3 separate regions of the Mus musculus genome follow, and all the other regions are linked to region 3. Evidence: chromatin loops called from intact Hi-C (ENCODE). Cell type or tissue: left cerebral cortex. All regions are shown on one strand.

Evidence for each region. Peaks named below come from ENCODE experiments on the same cell type or tissue, not always from the same donor. Only the 100,000 strongest peaks of a DNase experiment are listed, where the experiment ranks them.
Region 1: it touches region 3 in a loop (4-fold over the local background); 9 of 42 quality-filtered maps call a loop at or near these places.
Region 2: it touches region 3 in a loop (2.3-fold over the local background); 11 of 42 quality-filtered maps call a loop at or near these places.

What each region holds. Positions count from the first base shown.
Region 1 is chr1:53,876,200-53,878,699 of GRCm38, reverse strand. All of the region lies in intron 17 of Hecw2 (HECT, C2 and WW domain containing E3 ubiquitin protein ligase 2), which reads left to right. Among named protein-coding and RNA genes, the nearest start is that of Mir7681, 28 kb to the right of the region's middle. In left cerebral cortex, no CTCF peak of the experiment used is centred here; no DNase peak of the experiment used is centred here.
Region 2 is chr1:54,331,665-54,334,164 of GRCm38, reverse strand. All of the region lies in intron 17 of Ccdc150 (coiled-coil domain containing 150), which reads right to left. Among named protein-coding and RNA genes, the nearest start is that of Ccdc150, 82 kb to the right of the region's middle. In left cerebral cortex, a CTCF peak has its summit at 966 (motif pointing right); a DNase peak (open chromatin) is centred at 968.
Region 3 is chr1:53,719,255-53,721,754 of GRCm38, reverse strand. The region is part of intron 4 of Gm32311 (a long non-coding RNA gene); the gene reads right to left. Among named protein-coding and RNA genes, the nearest start is that of Dnah7a, 14 kb to the right of the region's middle. In left cerebral cortex, no CTCF peak of the experiment used is centred here; DNase peaks (open chromatin) are centred at 602 and 943.

The sequences.
Region 1 (2,500 bases), 160 kb before region 3:
CTAGCAAATATACCATAAAATGGAGTTAATGTGTTAGGTGTCTGTCCTTCACATCTTGACACAATCACAAGGACTAAGTTCAAGATAATTTGTCTTTGACCTTCTCCAGATTCTCAGAGCCACTTGCTTTGGGACTGATTGTACATATAAATGGAGCCACGTGATTCTGTGTATGCAACTGAACTTCAGTTGAAGCTCTCTAGGTCATGATTAACTTGGTGCAAGAGGGCTGGCTGGAGCAATTTTCACCAGTTACTATCTCAAAAGGCTTGTATATACATACAATGAAATCAGCCTTAGGAAGCAAGAGAGCTGAGCAAACTCCAGAAAAAAATTCTGAGAACTAAAGTTTCATGAAGTATTTGCTATTGATGTCTTAATTGGAATATATGTGCTAGCTTATATGTATGTGGTAGGCTTTTGACGTATACCTATGTCATATACTATGACATAGACTCATATTTGCATTTGGAGTATGTTTATTTTAAAGCCAAAGTATAGGGAGTTAGTTTCAATTTATGAATATATTTTTCAATTAAAACTCTTGTTACCAAATATATAACAAAATATTATAATTCATAGAAACTATAAAACTCTATATATTCTAGTACATCATAAGCATTGATTATAAGAATGATGGGCTTGGAATTCAAGCTGTGAAATGCCTGAAGAAAGATGTATTGTAACTAGACATAATAGTTAAACTCCTTTTACAAAATCCAAAATGCTTTTGTTCATATCAGTTTCCTCTTATCTATAGAGATTAAGTTCTAAGAGTCCAGTGTTTGTCTGATAGTTCCCAAGGAACAGAACTGTGTATATACCATAATATGTACTTGTGAAAAAAATTGATTTATAAATTTCACACAGCAAGAATGTAACAATTCCAAATAAAATAGGGTAAGTATAACAGTATGGTATAATAAAAATGGTTTAAAACATGAATTTGTTCATATGTGGACACTTTCCATTTAATGTTTCTGAGCTGTGATTGACCATAAGTAACAGAAGTCAGACAATAAAAAGCCATGAGGCTAGAGAATTGGTTCCGTAGTTATGAGCATTTGCTACTCTTTCAGAGGACCTGAATTTGATTCCCTACACCTATGTTTGGTGGCTCATAACGCCAGCCCAGGGATGCAGATGCCTCTGGCCTCCATTCTTACTGTTGTACACTCTCTTTCTCTTTTTCCCTTTCCCTTCCCCTTTCCCTTCTCTCTCTCTCTCTCTCTCTCTCTCTCTCTCTCTCTCTCTCTCTCTCTCTCTCTTTCCCTCCTCCTCCTCCTCCTTCTCCCTCTCCCTCCCCCATCTCTCTCACACACACAATAAAATAAACAGTTTTTAAAACCATAAAGAATGTTATGTTGATCCTCACCTCATAATAAATGAATGAATGAATGAATGAATGAATAATGGGTCCATAGAGAAAGGGGCATTACTGTATATAGAATTGTGTTTTGTTGGCTGCATGGTTCCTATCACCATTGAACTGTGAGACATGTAAACCCGTCATATGAACTATCTGTTTGATACTCTGAGCATCATTCTAATTTTATGGAGAGGTCAGTGTCTAAGCAACTGTCCCTCATAGATATCCTCAATACAAAACCATCAAATGAAGGAACAATATAATCGGAATGGATTGCCAACATCAGCACAAAAAAGGAGCAAATCACAAGAACTTTAGCTTCTCTCTATTTCCAACAGGTACTTTTGTTGAAAAAAAAAGCATGAATAATGATGTGGCCTATCTAGTAACAGGCTTGCTAGCTTATAATCTTTGAAAGCCTACAACATAATAAGCTCCAGGCTAGGTATTTGCATTCTAAATATGCTTAAAATGAAGAAACAGAATTAAGGAAGTGTTAGTCCTTAGCCTATGTTCATCTCTATCAGTGGTTCTCAACCTTTTTAATGATGTGACCCTTCAATACAGTTCCTCTTGTTGTGGTGACCCCCAACCATAAGATTATTTGATTCCTACTTCGTAACTGCAATTTTGCTACTGCTATGAATTGTAATGTAAATATCTGATATTCAGGATATTTGATATGTGACGTGGGGTCTTGACTCACAAGTTGAAAACCACTTATCTATATGCTAAACTCAACATGCGGTAGATTTATATCATTTGTGTGTCCATAAGAGTCACCTGAGAATTGTAGGCCTCATGGACATTCTAGACTACCCTATAGGACAGTAAGTAGGAAAACAAGGAACCTTTCTCCTGTGGGCCATCTGTTAGGGCAGACTGTCCTGTGACTGTGATAACCATCAAGAGCAATCACTAATTTTCCTTTCTTGGCTTTGAACCATGAGGGAACTCCAAGCACTTCTCTAACACTACCTCAGGCAACAGCATTGAAAGCACTTGTATTTGCAGCTGTGTTAGTGAGTGCCCAGGAGCCCAGGAAGCCAAGGATGCGGAGTCTGCACTGCTGCCTCTAATTCTTTCTTAACTCGTGTCCTTCTTTCACTTCAAGACCCAAGAGAGGATTGG
Region 2 (2,500 bases), 610 kb before region 3:
ACACACACACACACACACACACACATATATAATTTAAGTTTAAAAAAATAAAGACTTAACACACACATGCAACATGCATACATTTAAACAATATTTAAAGTTATTTAAACAATATTTATGGCTTCCATCACTGGCTAAGTGTTTCTGATGCAAGGTTCTGGAGTCCTTTCCTCAGTAAAGTCAAATGAGTAATATGTTAAGGAAAAATATTGCTTCAATGTATTATAGGACAGAGTGTTCATACAATTCCTAATATTCAATGACTTGTGGTTTTTACTCTCAACTGTAACTATTAATGCATAATTTTACAAAATACTTATTTTCACTGTAACGTTTCCATGTGTGTGAAAGAGTCATTGCTGTACTGCTGCCTTAGATTCTCAGAGATGCAGCTCCTTCAGAGGTGATTAACACTTAAGACACAGAACCTGACAGGTACTTATAATACACTAGCTACTGGGATTAAGCCATGAGAATCACAGTGGCTCCTAATTTTGTTCTACTTCATTGGTCCTCACCACATGAAGACCCACTACCACATTTTCCTGTCACCTTTCATTTCCTCCTCATGAACGGCAACCCAGTGAAACTGAAACAAAATAAAGCCCCCTTCTCTTAAAAAAAAAGTAGCTGGGAAACTGCCCCAGCAAAGTCTACAAACTATAATAGAAGTCTCGTGCCATTATTTATACTTCAAGTGGGTCCATGAAAGTCCTGCAATGCTAACAAGCCCTATGACCTGAGTCAGAACCTGGGATTCACGTGGTAGAAGAGAATTCTCTTCTGGCTTTCACATGTGTATTATAACAATGCACACCTCCCACATACACAAAGTAAATAGGTGTAATAAAAAGATATTAAGACTTTATGAAAAGGACTCACTTTGATAGCTCGGGATTAATCCCAGGAACTGACAAATGGGACTGTAAGAAATTAAAATGCTTCTGCCCAACAAAGGAACAACCACCGGAGGGAGCAACAGCACACAAAATGAGAGCAGACCCATGCCAGCTATAGTGATGATGGAGCTGAGTACTTAAAAGTTTATAAAGGATTCAAAGAGTTAAACAAACAAACAAACAAACAAAACCAAATCATCTGACCACTATACGGGCAAATGCATGGAAAATGCAGTTCTCAAAAGAAGAAATATACGTGGCAATAAGTATGTGAAAAAGTGCTCAATACCCCGAGTCACCAGAGAAGGCCAAGGTGAAGTGTCCTGCAGAGTGCACCTCACTCCATTCCGAATGCTATCACCCGGGGAAGCAGCAAAGTGAGTAGGTAGCAAAGTGAAAACCTTCCTGGCTGCTAATGGAATATGAACATGTGTGCCCACTATGGAAAGTGGCACCATGTTTCTGGAAGAACTAAAGTCCACCTTACCACTGAGTGTACATGTCAAGGAATCTAAGCAAACCAGAGACACTGGCACATCCACAACACTGAAGAATTATTCACAATAGTTCAGACAAGGAACCGGGCCACATTCCCAGGAAGATGAATGACTAAAGAAAATGTGGTAGAAGAAACAAGGATGAGGTAGAAAAAAAATTAAATGTAAATGGATAATTAATATAATAAAATCCAGAGGGTATGAACACTAGGATTTTATGAGACAGTTTTCATACATCTGCACACTAACTTCTGATTAGCATACTATTTTACATGCTACTCTTCCTAAAACTTTATGTCAAAATACCTGTAGTGTCCCAGACGTTATAAAATAGTGCAAAGAATGTCCTTAGGTTCAAACTGTCATGTGACCACTACCCAGGTTACAGAACTCAATTGGTTTCTTTTCAACTTTCCTGTGTGTGTGTGTGTGTGTGTGTGTGTGTGTGTGTGTGTGTGTGTGTGTGTGAGCGTGCACACTCATGTGTGAGTGCACATGTGCACATGTGCAGAGTTCCGTGCAGTTTGATCCCACGTGAGTATCTGCATGCCCTGGATAAGCAGGCTGCAGAGCTGCTCCATCTGCGCTTACACCTTTTTATATTTGCTCCTTCCAACCCCAGCCATTCCCTGACATACATTCATCTGCTCTTTGTGCTTCTTTCCTTTCAAAACTGGTGACCATCTTAATAGGTCAATCTTTTTAAGGTAACACATTCATATGATTCTTTCTACAGCGCTTTACTGAAGTGTAACTGGCATACAGAAAGCTGCATGTCGTAAGGGGTACAAGCTGGCAGCTTCTGGCATAAACCCTCAAACCAATACAAAGAGATTGAACATTTCCAGTAATGTTTGGTAGTATTTCATTCTGCTTTTATTTCTATTTCCCTAATTATTTTTATATGCATTTCTGCCAGCAAAAATACTGAGAGTATATAAACACATCTTCTTTGGAAGATAAGGTATGGTAGCTACTGCTTGTAAATATGAAGCAAAGGTTGATACTTTAACAAGTTTACTCCAAAATATTTCTAAATGTTCAATATATTGGGACCTCTTAGATCAATATATTTCTAGTTTAACGGCATCTTTAGCCAATCAT
Region 3 (2,500 bases):
TAAATGTTTCCCTGTTAATATGTTAATTTATGTTTTTTTTTTCCAACAACCCTGACACTAAGGATGCATAGCAAAGAGTTTGTAAACTGATCAGTCTCACAAAATTATCCTCACTTCAGACACTGGTTGTAAGGTCTGACAGTCATGTGTGTTCTGACTAACTGCCTATAAATCTGGGGACTCCCATGGTCTCCCTGCAACTGTAAAACAATGATTTGCAAAGATGACTCAACCTCTGGGAAGGCTGTAGAGTTATAATCATAGTTTTATTATAAAGATTGCAACAAGGGTCATCCTAGTGAAAGAAATGTGTAACAGAGAAATGGATTGTTTTGGGAAGAATAAAATAGTTTTTTAACTGGAAAATATAACCCAGAAAATGAAACTTACAAGGTAAGCTTAAAGTTAAAGAAGAGAAATCTTAAAGATGGGTCACAGAAACTAATAAAACTTGAGCACAAAAATAAAACAACAACAAAAACTAGAAAGCACCCCTCCTCCAACACACACAAGAAAGTGGCAGCCAGGCACGGTGATACACACTTGAACTGCCAGCAGTGTAAGAGCTTGAGGTGGGAGGGTTGCAATTTTAAGCCAGTGAGACCATGACTCACAAGAAAAAGAAAAGCAAATAGAATCTTGGTGACCTGTGAGACACAAGCAGTCAAACTACCGTAAATAGTAGGAACACGTTGGATCAGATAAAGATTCAAGGAAATACCGGTCAAAGGCTTTCAAAGATCATGTGACAATCTTAATAGATGAAGAAAAAAACAAAAACCCTTTGGCAAATTCCAATCTACCTTCATGATAAAAGTCCTACAGAATGTAGGGCTAAAGAGAACATACCGCAACCTAATAAAATCTCTATATAAGAAATCCACAGCCAACAACATCCCAAATTGGGAATAAAAATCTTGGAGCAATCTCACTGAAGCCAGGAATGAGTCAGGACTGTCTGCTATCCCCACTCCTTCTCAACATTGTGCTGGAAGCACAAGCTGGCATAGTAAGACAAGAGAAGGAAATTTAAAGGGATACAGATAAGAAAATAAGTTTAAAAAAATCCTTATTGGTGGATGACATGATATTGCTCATTAAGGATCCCCCAAATTTGTCAGAATTCTAGAAACAATAAATTCAGTAATATGGCAGGATGCAGAATCAATGTCCACTAATCGATAGATTTCTATACACCACCAACAAAGATACAGAGAAAGAGATTTTAGATGCAATCCCATTCCCAATAGCTTTCAGATTGGAGGATGTATATCACCCAAGAAGAAATGATCACTATAAAGTCAGATGATATTACACAAACTCATATCAGACCCTGACATAATAAAATTAGTACAAATCAACCAAAAGGAGAAAACCAAAAAGAATTCGTAGGAAAAGCACTGCACACATAGGTGAAAGGTGTTAAGAATGATGTAGGACTTCCAATAATAATGCAGGTCAGAATCACTGGATAGTTTGGCCCCTCACTTGACCTAATTTAATCCACAGGTACCAATTCTATGACAATGTACTTTTCAAGGTGTAACTTCTTTCTTCCTCCCCTTCTTTCTCCTCTTCACCTTCCTCATCTTTCTTCTTCTTTTTCTGGCAGTAAGGATTGAATCCAGGGGTTCTTATAAGCAATTCTCTACCAGTGATCTAATCCCAAGCAATTTTTAATTTTTTAATTTTGAGACAGTGTCTTACCAAGTTGCCCAGGCTGACTTTGAACTCATTCTGTGCCCAGGCAGGCCTTACACTTGCAATCCTCCTGGCTCAGCCTCACAAGTAGCTGGGATGAAATTCCTGAGACACTAGACCCAGCTTGCATGGTGTTAACTTCTAACCTGCCTTCATTACCAAACACTTGGGACAAGTGAACACAAGTAAGCCAAGAGATACCCATGCAGCATGGCAATGGTGCACCAGTGTGGGGAGCCGCCCTCACATTCGCCATTACAAGATGGCGCTGACATCCTGTGTTCTAAGTAGTAAACAAATAATCTGCGCATGTGCCAGGGTAGTTCTCCACTTCATGTGCTCTGCCTTCCCTGTGACGACAACTCGGCCGATGGGCTGCAGCCAATCAGGGAGCTACACGTCCTAGGCAGAGGATAATTCTCCTTAAAAGGGACGGGGTTTTGCCATTTTCTCTCTTGCTCCTGAAGAAGTAAGCAATAAAGCTTTTGCCGCAGAAGATTCCGATTGTCCTGAGCGTGTTCTTTCTGGTGGGAACAAAAGCTCGGGATACACCAGGTATAAAAAATTATGCCTACCATTAATCTCTGCTATGTATTTAAAACCACTCTTTGCTAATGATCTAATGCGTTCCAGAAAGAAATGCCAGCACAATTTTAAAAAATTGGTGCAGTGATACTGACTCAGGAGAAGTCAGAAATCATTCTATAGAACTCACTCTAAACATTCGAGAAAGAAAGATCAGGGATGCAAATATATTTACATTACATACAAACTAGCCACGTTCTATCAGTGAGCATGA